3 separate regions of the Homo sapiens genome follow, and regions 1 and 3 are each linked to region 2. Evidence: chromatin contacts called from ENCODE Hi-C or POLR2A ChIA-PET data. All regions are on one chromosome and are shown on one strand. The core of a region is the stretch at or near the end of the contact, and the rest is flanking DNA. Distances in the headings are between cores, read along the strand shown.

Region 1 (4,725 bases), core at 1,785-4,284, 440 kb after region 2:
GGACCTGGAGACTGGGGATGTGACTAACGTTGTTCAATAGCCCCGAGGAGGAGCAGGCTGGAGAGGAGAAACTGACGGAGCCCTGCTGGGAAACTGCTAAGTGTGGGTGTGCATGGGGACATCAGGCCAGTCAGTGGCCAGGAGGAAAACAGACCCCAGGAGCCAAATCTCTGCAGGGAGGCCAGGGCTAACTGCACATCTGCTCAGTAATTTCATCCTCAAATTTTAGATTTTAAATGAGCACAATTTTATATTTACAAAAATATTGTGATGATGGTACTGAGAGTTCCCATATACTTCCTACCCAGTTTTTCCTACTGTTAACATCCTATATTAATATGACATGTTTGAACAATTAATAAATTGTGAACAAAATTGATTCATTATTGTAAACTAAAGTCCATGCTTTGTTCGTATTTCCTTTGTTTTTATCTAATGTCCTTTATGTGTTCAGGATCCCACTGCGGATGAATACTGTGTTACATTTAGTCACAGGATCTCCTTAGGCTCTCCTTGACTGTGATGGCTTCTCAGGCTTTCCTTGTTTTTGATGATCTTGACAATATTGAGGAGTACTAGTCAGGTACGTTGTAGGCTAATCCTCTATGGGAGTCTGTCTGAAGTTTCTCCCATGATTAGACTGATGAGGTGATGGGCTTTGGGGAGAAGCCCAACAGGGGTAAGGACTATTTTAATGACATTGTGTCAGGGATCCATGCTATCAACATGACTTGTCACTGTTGATGTTGACCTTGAGCACCTGGTTGAGGTGATACTTCGCAGGTTTCTGTGACGTAAATTTACTCATTTTTCTCTTTTGTACTGTAGTTTTTTGGAAGAAAGTCACTGCCACACTTCCACACTACCACAGCCCACACTTAAGGAGTGGGAGTTATGCTCCACCTCTTTGAGAGCTATCTACCGAAATTATTTGAAATTCTTCTGTACAGTAGATTTGCTTCTTTTCCCCCATTTATTTACTTATTCAGTCATGTATTTATATCAATATGCACTCATGTATAATTATTGTGCACTTTGGGTTGTAATTCAATGCGACTCTATTTCATTGCTCCAGCTGTGGCCGTGCAGAGCTCTTTTGTTTGGCTCTTGTGCCCTTTGCTGCACTCCCTTGCAGTAGTTTTGTTTGAGCACCTTCTTACTTTCTGGCACTACAAGATGCTCTGGGCTCCTCTTAGGTAATTGCTCTTCTGCCTTAGAATCAACCATTTTCCTAAGAAATCATGAATCCTTTTACTGGAGAATGGTTTTAGAAACCAAGATATGGGTATGAGCTGTGCTCGTTGAAATTGAGATGTCCTTGCTTCTAGTGCTCTTAGCTGACACAGCAAGGAAATATAAATATGTATATAATAACATGTTTATACACACATATATATTTATAAATATTTTCATGTCTTGTTTTGAGACAGGGTCTCACTCTGTTACTCAGGCTGAAGTGTAATGGTGCAATCATAGCTCACTGCAGTCTCAACCTCCTGGGATCAAGCAATCCTCCCACCTCAGCCTCCTGAGTAGCTGAGACTGCAAGCACTCCACCAAGATTGGTTAATTTTTTATTTTTAGTAGAGACAAGTTTGTGCTATGTTGTCCAGATTGGTCTTAAACTTCTGGCCTCAAGCGATCCTTCTGCCTTGGCCTCCCAAAGTGTTGGGATTATAGGTGTGAGCCACCATGCTTGACCTCATATGTCTGTATTTTTGTATCTGCATCTTTATTAAGTTAAACATTAGTTCATATTGATTTTTCCAACCATAATATACTACCACGCATGGGTCATTTGCACTCTTCCTTTGCTTATCTGTAAGGTCCACTTCAACAGTGAGATGCACAGCTCCTCTTATCTGTATCCAGTAAAATTATCCTTCGAAATTAAGGAGAAATAAAAACTTTCTCAAACAAAAAGTAAAGCAACTCATTACTGGCAAACCTGTCCTCCAACAAATTCCTCAGGTGGAAGGAAAATTATATAGGTGAGAAACTCAAATCTACATAAAGAAAGGAAGAGAGTTGGAGAAGAAATAAATGAAGGTAAAAGAAAATCTTTTATTTTTCTTATTTTAATTGGCCTAAAAGATATCTGTTTAAAGTGAAAATAGTAACAATTATTGGATGACTGTGGCATACAAACAGTGAAATAAATGAGTGACAGTTGTCATCTCACATCAAGGCCAGGATCTCCTTGACTGTGCCTGGAACGCCCTTGTTCTCCACAGAGAGCTGCCTCTACTATCATCCTCACAGCCTCTGATACGCTCTGAGAGAACAAGGTGCAGGGCCTGTTCCCTGCTGGAGCTCTTCCCTGTATGCACATGTTTTTTCTGGGGACCATTTGCCTAATTCATCTCAGAAATGAGTGCTGGAACCCTCCACTGACTGCCATTGAGTGATTTGGGGTACAGCCCTCCAAGCTCTCATATATGGCAGTTGCTGAAGGTGTGTAGATTCCCTGTTTAACTCAGTTAAAGGGGTGGGGATGACTGGCCCCAAAGATGTTCTCCTGGAGGAGATGGGGAAGGAGGGCCTGGCCTGCCACCCCGTACCATCCACCAGCATAATGCTTTCTTAATAGATGGAGGAGGGGCCACAGGGAACTCCAAAGATCTATGAGCAATAACAACACTTACCACAAATTCCACACTCATGTGGGTTTAGCCATCTGGGGCTATTACCTCTTACTCAACACTGAAGGCCAGAGTGAAATGTCCCTGGAACCTGAAAACACATGTTTCTTCTGAGACTCAGAAGAAATAAATGGAAGAAATGTTTTCTCATTTTTAGCAATTGTTACAAGAATTCTTTATTCAGAAGGGACTTGGCTTTTTTGGGGAAATGGTTTAATAAGCCTATTGAGGGGATAGAAATGAGCTTCCAGGACCTGGGTTTTGGGCCCATGCCTAGTTTTCATGAGGAAGAAAAAAGCTTCTCTGCCTAGTACATGGGAGGGGAGGAATGTGATGTTCCTACAGAGACAAGTCCAGGAGGGAAGTGGAGAGAGAAGAATCAAACCGCGTGGGAAGGCATGATTAAGAACAACAGGGCTCTGGAGTGACAGAAAATCGAAAAAGGCCAAAGAGCAATGTCTGATTTTCCTTTTTTTTATCACAATGGGGTTGGATGACGTAACACTTCTCTGCCATTGCCTTGACAAAATTGTTCCTGCTTTTGGACATGTGGATTGCGGCTGGGGAATTATGAAGCCAAAAGGGAACTCCAGGCAGCAGCAGGCTGTGTCTGTGTGGTTGATGAGATGAGCTCTCTGCAGGAGTCACTAGGTAGAGCAGGTGGGTTTTTCTTTTGTTCCTCTCTCAAGGCAGGATGAGTGAAGCCTAGAAGTCACCTAAGTCTTGACTGAAAAGGAGCTGTGACAATCATCAACGTATCTGAGTTAACGAAAGCGTGAAAACCTCACAGTACCAGCATGCCCCTGTGTTTAGAAGAGCTGGCTAAACTTTCTCTGGCTTCAAGAAAAAGCACAATTGACTAATTTGTCCATTCTGGAAGTCTGTATTCATGGTCCTGTAAATAGAATAGACCCATCCAGAAAAGCCCTTGGAGAGAAGAGAGCCAGAGAAAGCCAATATTTCAGAATGAATGGTTCTGTTTGAAGAGCTTTGTATGGCAAATGAGGGTTAAAAATTTTTCCCCACCTTTCCTTTACAGCAGTGATTTTTGAGGTGTGGATTTTTAACAGCTGCAGCAGCAGCATCACCTGGAACCTGCTGGCATTGCAAATTATTGGGCTCCATTCCAGACCCACTGAGTCAGAAAGCCTGGGTATGGGGTCCAGAGATCTGTTATAGAACAAGTTCTTCCAGTGCAAGCTAAAGTTTGAGAACAATTGCTCTAAAGCAGAGGATCTTAAATTGAATTCAGGGATTTGTGAAACCAATGGGAAAAAAATATATACCGTTATTTTTACCACCATTTAACTGAAAGTTAGCATTTCCTTCTGTTGTGAACACAGTCCGAAAAGCACAGTAGGATTGACAGCACTGGGGCTTTTTCGCCAACAGAAACCTTTTTATAGCAGCTTTATTCAGATATAATTTGCATATAATACAATTCGTCCATTTAAAATGTATAATTCAATAGTTTTTAATACAATTACAAAATTATGCACTAAGCACCTGTAATGGTTAATTTTGTGTGTCAACTTGACTAAGCCAAGGAATGCCCAGATAGCTGGTAAAAACCTTATTTCTGGGTGTGTGTGGGGGTGTTTCCAGAAGAAATTAGACTTTGAATTGGTGGACAAAGTGAAGAAGACTCACTGTCACCATAATAGGTAGTCATCATTTGAATCTGTTGGGGCTTAAATAGAACAAAAACAGAGAGAAAGAGAAAGATCAAATTTTCTTCGTGAGCTGAGACATCCATCTTCTTCTGCCCTCAAGTATCTAAGCTCTGGCTCTGGGGCCTTCAGACTCCTGGACTTACAACAGTGGCCTTCCATCCCCCAGCTCCCCACCCTGCTTCTCAAGCCTTCAAATTAGTATGGAATTAAACGTCAGCTTTTCTGAGTCTCCAGGTTATACTGCAGATTCTGAGACTTCTCAGCCTCCATAATCTTATGAGCCAATTCCCACAATAAATATCTCTATATCTCTGTCTCTCTTTATATATATATAAATATTTATTATATTCAGATATATATAGGAAAAAACATATACCATTAATTTTACTAACATTTTACTGAAAGTTAGC
Region 2 (4,815 bases), core at 327-2,826:
ACTAGTCTCACTATGTTGTGCAGGCTGATCTCATATTCCTGGGCTCAAGTGATTCTCCTGCCTTGGCCTTCAAAGTGTTGGGATTACAGATGTGAGCCACCATACTCAGCCAATTTCTTATGAAATTTCATGTGAAAAAAAAACCCATTTATCCTCTAATCTTTGGTTTGAGATTTTTTTAAAAAAGGTTTTACATATTTGGCTTATAGTAGAGGTTTTCAATTGTGTAGTTTTATTAACACATTGTGATATGGTTTGGCTGTGTCCCCACCCAAATCTTATTTTGAATTGTAACTCCCACAATTCCCCTGTGTTGTGGGAGGAACCCACTGGGAGGTGATTGAATTATGGGGGCGGGTCTTTCCTGCACTGTTCTTGTGATAGTGAAGGAGTCTCATGAGATCTGATGACTTTAATAACGGGAGTTTGCCTGCCCAAGCTCTCTTGTCTGCCGCCATGTGAGACATGCCTTTCACCTTCTGCCATGATCATGAGGCCTACAGGCCATGTGGAATTGTAAGTCCAATAAACCTCTTTCTTTTGTAAATTGCGCAGTCTTGGGTATGTCTTTATCAGCAGTGTGAGAACAGACTAATACATATTGGGCTTTGTGAGAAATCTATATTGAATATTAAAGTGATGCTAATCAGTCATAGCCTTTACAGACTGGAATATGGAGTGCACTCTGTGGCTTTCTAAGGCTTCTCTATGCAGATTTGTAAAAGTGGGATGGGTGTTTCATGCGCAACCAGTTCTTGTTGATTGGTGTGCAGCCTTGAACCTGAATTTGGTTGGTGCTGTGTTTGTGGACTTTCTGCAACATCCTTGTTAGAGTCTTTCCAAAATCAATGTCTCAGTGTTTATTTTTAAGTTGGTGATTTTTTTAACCTTCTGAAGGATTTATTTTTAAGATCTTTTATGTTCTGACTCCATAAATGATATACTTAGAAGACAGGGTTTTACAGAACTGAATTTTAACTACAGGTGTGGTATATGTAGTAGCCTGATCTTTTCAGGATTACTCTCTAATAATATGAAATATTGTTGAGAAGGACTATTCTTCTCAATTCTGATTGATGCTAGTTATATTTCTTTTTCAAGACTGGAAACAAAACTGGCTTCCTACTGGTTTGGGAATCCTTTACTAGGCAAATCGTGTGTCCCTCAGTAGAGTTTGATTGTAAAAAGCTACTTCTGACAACACACACATGCTTATAATATATTTTACATATAGTATATGTAGGCATGTGTATGTATATTATACACATACATGAAAACATGTATAATACATGTACCTACAGATATACATTGTACACATGTATACATAAATACATGCACATACAGAATAAAAAAATCAAAAGGAGACTTCTGATGTTTCTAATGTCTTTATTCCAACAAATATTTATTAAGCAACCTACTATATGCACAAGCTAGGCCCTCTGGTTATAAGGTCAATGAGAGCTTGGCTTTGCAGAATCTGTTGCCTTTCTAGCCTTGGCATGTGAACAATTTCTTGTTATGCAAGGTCTTGATAGGAATAGCAGGGCGACTGTGGCTGTGGCTGGTTGGGCTTTCATGTGAGAGCCCCGGGCCAGCTCCCCAGGTGACTCCTGACTGCATACACGCTCATGTGCTCACAGACACTCCCAAAGGCCCAGCACGGCAGGTCTCAGATGTGCTCGCCCTCTGTTTTTCTCGCTCCCCACTGGTGAGTGAGCTGTGGTCTCAGGGACGCCCCTTAGCAGCTGCTTGACCACGGGCAGGTCTTCACTTCTCTGCAGTTCAGTTCCCTCCTCTCAAAACTGGCAAAACAATAGTAACTACTTGATTGGGGTGATATGAGCTAACTAAATGAGTTAATTTCTATAAAGTCCTGACAACAATATTGGCATACAGCAAATGTCAGGATGATTTTAGCTCTTCTTGTTATAATTACAGATCTGACTGAATAAATCTAAAGTCCAGAGGCTGGAGGAACAGGTGGGTCAGGAAGCAGTTATGGGAGAATAAAGGAAAAGATTTCCGGAACTCTTTCAGAGCACACACAGAACAGCAGGCCACAGCTTTTCCCGGGGCTCAGCTTGGCCCCCTGTTAGCCGAGGCGGGTGCACCCCGAGGACCCCATGTGGTTGATCACCTACTTCCCTTCTGAGAGGGCCTTGTTCTGCTGGTCAGCCTCTTAGCTGAACACCCTGAAGGAAAGGTGTAAGGTATAAGGCTCACTCATCTCTCAGTGGGGAGGCCTTTCCTTCAACTCAAATAATTACATGTGGATGCCTCTAGGGGAGCCTCAACATCCGGTTGATAGAATCCCACCAGCTCCATGGCAGTTAATCAAATTCACAAATGTGGATGGGCCACAGAAGACGTCCAGGTGGGTCAGCAAGCCAGCAGTGCTTAGAACCACAAAATACCCTGACCCAAATAGTTACTATAGAAGGCAGAAACACGTTTACACAATTTCAGCCTGCATCTCAGAGGGCATTAAGGGGCCAGAACTTTGATTAAACACAAGTGTAGGCAATTATGAAAAAGCAGCAGTGGGAGAACAAGGGAGTGTTCTTAGAAATAGAAATGGTCCACAGTGGCCCAAATTAAAGCAAAACCCACTAGAGGCGGTGAGTCCCAAAATGGACTCTAAAATCTGAGGCAGGAAAGACTCCACCTGGAGAAATCCTTACGGAGCAGAGCAAGAGTAAAATGTGATGGAAATGGCAGGAAAGAGCGGAGAGAAGGCAGATATAGGATTCCCTCATGCATTTAGTGAGCAAAGATCCACTAGATCCTCCTCAATGGTCTTAGCAAGGGGCATCTAGCAGTGAAGAAAATCAGCTGGGCACGGTGGTGGCACGTGCCTGTCATCCCAGCTACTGGCGAAGCTGAGGTGGGAGGACTGCTTGAACCTGGGAGGTTGAAGCTGCTGCAGGCTATGATCACACCTGTGAAAAGCCACTGCACTTCAGTCTGGGCAACAGAGTGGGGCCCTGTCTCTTAAAAAAAAACCCCTGCTTGCTTGAAGCACATGTTTAGTGAGGGATGAAAGACAATAAGCAAGTCAGGACACATCGAATGAGAGAAAGCGGTCAGGGCTTTGGAAACCTAGAGTGAGGAAGAGGAAAAGAAGGGGTGGGGACGAGGGAGAGAGCTGCAGTCTTAAATAAGGTGGCCAGAAGGAGCCTGCTGTGCAGGGAGCTCTGAGCAGAGAGCTGAAGGCATCAGGGAGCAAGCGGGGAGACGTGGGGGCTGCATTCCAAGCAGGGGGTTGGTGCTGTGGAGACCCGGAGATGGTGGTGGCATTGCGGGGAGGGCTTGAGCTGGGGAGTTTGGGGGGCCACTGTGGGTGGAGAAGGGGAAGTGCTCAGCAGAGGAGGCCCATTTGGGACATCTTAGGACTCTGGGATGGAAAGCCATTGAGGGATTTTCAACAAAGAAGTGACATGACTTTCACTTAATGCTTTAACAAGACCATTCTGGCTGCTGTGTTGTGACTAGATTCCTGGAGGGGTCGGTAAGGGCAGAAGTAGGAAGAAGAGGGAGGACGCGACATGATTCTGGGAGTGACGGTGGTGGCGTGTCCTGGGCTGAGCGTGAGGGAGGTGACGAGAAGTGGCTGCTCTCTGGGTTTTCCTTGTAGGCAAGTCCAGCAGGATTTGCTGACAGTGGGTTTGGATGGAGGAGAAGCAGGGTAGTTGAAGACAAATGAGATTTGGATCTAAGCAACCGAAAGAAAGGCAAAGAAGTTCCCAGCGGACTGCTTTTGTTTGTTTGTTTGTTTTGTTTTTGAGAAGGAGTCTTGCTTTGTCGCCCAGGCTGGAGTGCAGTGGCACAATCTCGGCTCACTGCAACCTCCGCCTACTGGGTTCAAGCGATTCTCCTGCCTCATCCTCCCGAGTAGATGGGATTACAGGCACGCGCCACTAAGCCTAGCTAATTTTTGTATTTTTAGTAGAAATGGGGTTTCACCATGTTGGCGAGGATGGTCTCTATCTCTTGACCTTGTGATCTGCCTGCCTCGGCCTCCCAATGTGCTGGGATTACAGGCGTGAGCCCCCCCCGCACCCAGCCTGCGGACTATTTTTTTATGGGGGGGGGGGGGGAATCAGGAGTTTGCCCTTTGTGTTTTCAATTTAAGATTCGGCATTTGGGAGGAGCTGTCTGGTGGACTACAGGAAAGGCGAGTGTGGAGCTGGTGTGAGAAGCTGGCTGGGAGAGGGCTGTTCCTTGGTGACTCACGGGCGGAAAGGTGGCCTTTAAACAGTGAGGGTGGGTGAAGTCATCGGGGCAGGAGCGTGCCTCCAGAGGGCCAGGGACTGTGCCTGAAGCTGGGCTCTCCTGGGCTACAGGGGCTGCGAGGGAGGCTTGAGGGGCTGGGGAGCGAGGGGCAGGCTGAGACCCTCCTGTGGGAAAGCATTGCAAGCTGGGAATGTTTAGCGGTGGCCAGTACCTCAGAGTGCAGCAGGGCGAGGCGGAAAAGAGACTGACCATGTCTGAGTGGTTTTGGTGGAGTGCTGGGTAAAGGTGAATGTGTCAGGGTGTGAAGGAGAAATAGGAGCTGTGCGGAAACGGGTGCTGGGAAAGGGGGAGGTTGCTGGGGAAAGAGGTGTGGGGTCCTGAGGGGGCCTTTGAAAGGTAACGTGGAGAATTCCTACTGGATTTGGCCTTCACTGGAATACCCTAGAGGAGGGGGAAGTTGGAGGTGAGGGCGTGGCCGGTGGCTGAGTAGATGGCCTGGGGGGGCCTGGCCCAGAGAGCTCTTGGGAAGGTCTTAGGGCAGGACCAGGGGCCGCGGGGGCAGCAGATGGCACACGGGGGCGG
Region 3 (4,594 bases), core at 2,007-4,506, 380 kb after region 2:
AGACAAAATCTATCGTGAACAACAGCATGCCACCAGGGTTTCCTCCTGAGAAATACGTTTTTCATTTTCCATGGAAAGCTCTTAAATGACGTTTCCTTGGAACCATCAGCTGTATGCATAAATATGGAGTTCAAATGGATATCCAGTTTTCACAGCTGTGTCTGTGCTAAATTAAAAAGAACAGAAAAACAAAGAGAAAGAAATAAAATGACCTCTGGCTTTTTGCAACAGAATGGGGGTGCAGGGAAGGAATCCTTCCAACACCGTGCAGCCGGCTTCATTACTCCATCATGTGCAGATTGGACTCTTAATTAATCATGGCTGAATTTTTGCACTTTTACTCTGGGGCTGGTGGTTTATTTTCTTGTTCTAGTGCCCACATGAGCATCCTCTGGCAATAAAACATCCAGAGAGAAGTTATAAAAACATGTCATCTTGGTTATAACATATGGCTAATTGATTTTTGAGAATCGCTTAATTGTGTGACTTTAGTTAACTAAACAACAATGCCTGTTTTCACACCTCTGATATTAGCTCATACGATTTCACGACCTGCCCCTGCTGAGACACACTCCATATTTCTGACCATAAATCTGGCCTCTGCTCAGCTAGCATATTTGCTCCAGCTTTGTTGTGGTAGTTTTACTGCATTGGTTGCCTTTAAAAAAAAATTATAGTTGGCAATAAGCATTGAGAAAGGTTTAAGGGTAGAAAGAGGTTTTCTTTTTTTCCAGTCTATATGAGCTGAATCTTTAATTTCTTCCTTAAATAAAATAATAAAAGGTAGTTTTCTTAACAACTTTGCCCAACATGGATCTCTGTAGGTTCCACTTAAACAGAATATGAGAGCAACATGAGCCTGTGGTCTTTTTTACAGAGGTTTACAAAAGCTCTGCTGAGTTCGATTAATTGCCTGGAGTTTCACAGGGGTCCGTGTCAGTTACAAGAGGGTTTTAATGTGGAAAAGTTAAGATGATAGGCATGTGAGGAGGAGGGAGAGGAGAGGCTTGAGTGAGAAGAAGGAGCTAGGGAGGAAAATAAAGGTGTTTGAGAAGCAGTGGGAAAAAAGCCTTCAGTGGATAATGAGAAAGTGGGTTGGAAGACTCAGCATATTCCTCTAGATTATGGTACAGGCTACAAAGATGGGGGAATGAAGAGATCATCTTCCAGTTTTGCTCCTCTGGAAACTAACTGCCCGTCATGGTTATTATGCAGAGTCAAAGTACAAGATCCCTGTCAAAAGCCATAGCCTGGGGTAGAAGTAGCCACCCTCAGCGTTCCACAGCTTCACTTGAGATTGATGATGTTTTATTTTCTTCCTTACTATAAAAGAAGCCCAGAGTAATGATTACAGTCTATAATAATAGCTGATACTTGCATGTTTTTGCCATGTGGTCAGGCAGTGTTCTAGGTGCTTTGAGGATGTAATTCCTTAAAGCCTCACAAGGACCCTGTGATGCAGGTACTATTGTTACACCATTTCACAGATGAAACTCCTGAGGCACACTGAGGTGAGTAACTTGCACACAGTCAGGTAGTTGCTGTATGTACATGGCAAAGCAGGGACTGATGGGCTCTTTGCTACCTTGCCTCCTTGTTTGGATATTCCCCAGGTAAAGCCTTCAACAAGGCCCTGGGTGCTAGGCCCTGCAGTCATCGGTGCCAGGAAAATACACTGGGGCTGATTCTCGAGGTGGAAAGATGTATGCCTTTTATTCCCTTTCTTGCCTTACTACACTGGCTAGAAGTTGCAGATGATGTTGAGATCTTGCTTCATTCCCAGCATTTGGAGAAAAGTATTTCGCATTTTGCCATTAAGTGTGATGTTAGCTGTAGGTCTTTTTGTTGATACTCTATCAAGTTGCGGAAGTTCCCCCTACTCTTCATTTTCTGAGAGTTTAAAAAAAATTATAAATGGTGTTTTTTTCTGTATCCATTGATATGATCATGTAATTTCTTTCTCCATTAATACAGTGGATTACACAGATAGATTTTTTAGTACTGAACTAGCCTTGAACTCCTGGAGTACACTCCACTTGGTCATGGAGTATATTCTTTCTATATATTGCTAAATTTGATTTGCTGATACTTTGTTAAGGATTTTTGCAACAAGAGAAGGAAAAGAGTATGCAAAATTTGAACCTTCACCTGAACAGTGGGCAAACCCAGGATTGCCTAAAGTTTCTGGCTCTGTGGGGCCTATCCTGGCCAGGCCCCACTGAGGAAGACTGCTGTGCCATAGTGCCGACAGGATGGGACCACATGGTAAAAGAAAACACAGAAAAAAAGGACAAACCTGAATGTTCTCATCTGGACCATCCCATTCTTGTAAAAACAAGCAAACAATTATAAAAGGTCACAGCTTTGTGCGATTCTTAGGGGAAGGTCTCAACCAAAGCATTGAGACTGAGTTCAGTGCTAGATGCCAAGCAAGAACCACAGAAAAACCAAACAAGTCACTCTTCTATACTTTTGTATCAAGATTAAAAATTTTCAGCAATTTTCATTGAACAGAAACAAAGCACTCTGCAGGAATGCAATCCCCTCAGCTATCAATACTTGCCTTCATCCCCCTCAACCCCACCATAACAGTCATGGTGAAGGTCAGTGTGCCCCAGGCTCTGTGGCTGACTAACTTTAGGGAAGAAGGACACAGGGTCCCAGGCAGGGGGCACCATTCAGGCAGACCCCACTCTCCACTTTGTCCAAGCATGTTCCTGCCTTCCTGGGTGACAGCGGCTTTTCTGTGTACCTTTGGCCTAATTCCTTGTGCTGGCTCCTGCATTGGTAACCACCCTGTTGTGACCTATAATTCATCTTCCAAACCAAGGATGTGGCAATTTTGAAAGTGATTTTGCCAGAACAGCAGGCCTAACCTAGGATTGCTTGGGGCAAATGGACCCATACGGTCCGTCTTCTAATATTTGAGGTTCTCCAGAAGTGGGGCTCTGGGTTGTCCTTGCCAGACCCCACTCCCCACCATGGTGGCTACGAAAGGTCTGCCTGTTCCCTGCCCCAGCAGCTGAGCCCCTTCTCCTCTCTTCCAGAACCCCCTCTGCTGTCTTGCTCTGGGATCTCTAACAATCTATTGTCTGACCCTTGAACCCTGCTGTGAAATCTTGGTGTGTCCTACAGCCGTCCGTTCTCGGGCTGGACTATGCCTGCTGGTGCTTGCCCTTTGAATTTTGTCCCATGCTCTTGCTACAATCTTCTGGATTTCACACCAAGTGAGTCACTCTGTTCTCTCCACTCCCACCGGGCAGACCCATGAGGCCCCTGCATGCACATGCTCTCTGCCTCTCGAGAAGCACTCCTCCCTGTTGGGGATGCAGTGGGGGATTGAATGAGCCTCCACTGGTTTGAAAGCTGAGGGGCTTTCGTGTGTTGCCTTCCTCTTCTCCCTGCTATTTATACCTCCTGTAGTATGATTTCCCTTTCAGAGGTTAGATCCTGAGGCTCAGAAAGATTAAGGAAGCAATTCCTTGTATTCTGTAGTGCCCCTGTAGCCTCTTGGAAGTAGGCTTAAGTTGGGAAACCCAGTCCAGCCATGGCAGAACTTGGCCTTTATTTATAAGGGAAATGATAAGAATGTCCTGGACATTGAAAACAGGAAAGAGAAGAGATATTCGTACACCCATGACCGTAGCAGCATTATTCACAGTAGCCAAGAGATGGAAGCAACCCAAATGCCTATCAATGAACGAATGGAAAAGCAAGTGTGGTGCATGCATACAATGGACTATTATTCAGCCTCAAAAAGGAATGCCAAGAAAGAAAATTCTGGCACATGCTACAATATGGAAAAAGCTTGAAGACATTATGCTAAGCGAAATAAGCCAGACACAAAAGGACAAATGCATGATTCCACTTATGTTAAGTACTTAGAGTAGCCAAATTCATAGAGACAGAAAGCAGCATGGTAGTTGTTAGGACCGGGGGAAGTGGGATGGAGAGTTACCATTTAAGGGGTACAGTTTCAGTTTGGCATGATGAAAAGTTCTGGGGATGGATGGTGGTGATGGTTACCCAAAAATGTGAGTGTTCTTAATGCCACTGAATTGCTCACTTAAAAATGGTTAAAATAGTAAATTCTATGTTGTGTATATTTTACAAAAATTTTGAAGAAGAGGGATGTTCTGGATGTTCACTCCATAGGATACTGCTTCGTTTGTTTGGTAAGGGCATTTCACTCTTCACCCTGTCCTCCTCCGCAATCCCCGCTTTCCTGGAAGCCCCCACCATCTGGCCTGAATCTGCACTATCAACTGCATGTACTGCTGATGGGCTACTCGTGCCTCTGGAGAAGTCTTCACAGACACACTAAGCAGGGCCTGGCTCTGCCCAGAGTCTGCTGGCTCCCTGGCTCTGAGGAGACATGCCAAGCCCTGCGTTGGCAGGCATTGGGAGTTGCTCTCACTCCTGTGCAGCATGGAGATGCCAGGCAGAGGGAATGCATTATGCAAGCCCAGTTCTGAGACACCACGCATTGTGCTTTCCAGCCCAGCCATGCAATGCTGACCATGTGCAGTTATTGCAGCAAGGCTGGTGTCCTGGGGACAGGGCATCCTCTCTGTATAGCCAATGTCTCAGGGCC

The links. Hi-C counts contacts between places; a loop is a spot of excess contacts on that map. ChIA-PET counts read pairs that join two places held with the same protein, here RNA polymerase II (POLR2A). Pooled maps may share reads with other maps.
Region 1: a pooled map of gastrocnemius medialis shows a loop between it and region 2 (2.3-fold over the local background). The contact joins two enhancer-like sites. A Hi-C loop is called at or near these places in 2 of 168 maps with a recorded cell type or tissue (heart right ventricle and vagina) and 4 of 50 pooled maps. POLR2A ChIA-PET finds 5 or more read pairs at or near these places in 1 of 52 experiments (K562).
Region 3: a loop to region 2 is called in a map of sigmoid colon, with 2.5 times the contacts of the local background. The contact joins two enhancer-like sites. A Hi-C loop is called at or near these places in 5 of 168 maps with a recorded cell type or tissue (IMR-90, heart left ventricle, left cardiac atrium and 2 more) and 8 of 50 pooled maps.

The regions. Positions count from the first base shown.
Region 1 is chr10:44,123,442-44,128,166 of GRCh38, forward strand. It overlaps LOC124902543 (a long non-coding RNA gene), which reads left to right. Exons shown (of 3, transcript XR_007062368.1): 3 at 455-4,725. Among named protein-coding and RNA genes, the nearest start is that of LINC02881, 170 kb to the right of the region's middle. Within about 2 kb of position 3,035, at least 2 of the 41 ENCODE cell types and tissues checked have a DNase peak (open chromatin) inside an H3K27ac peak, as active enhancers do.
Region 2 is chr10:43,684,320-43,689,134 of GRCh38, forward strand. No RefSeq gene overlaps it. Among named protein-coding and RNA genes, the nearest start is that of ZNF32, 38 kb to the left of the region's middle. Within about 2 kb of position 1,577, at least 4 of the 41 ENCODE cell types and tissues checked have a DNase peak (open chromatin) inside an H3K27ac peak, as active enhancers do.
Region 3 is chr10:44,066,092-44,070,685 of GRCh38, forward strand. No RefSeq gene overlaps it. Among named protein-coding and RNA genes, the nearest start is that of LINC02659, 160 kb to the left of the region's middle. Within about 2 kb of position 3,257, at least 5 of the 41 ENCODE cell types and tissues checked have a DNase peak (open chromatin) inside an H3K27ac peak, as active enhancers do.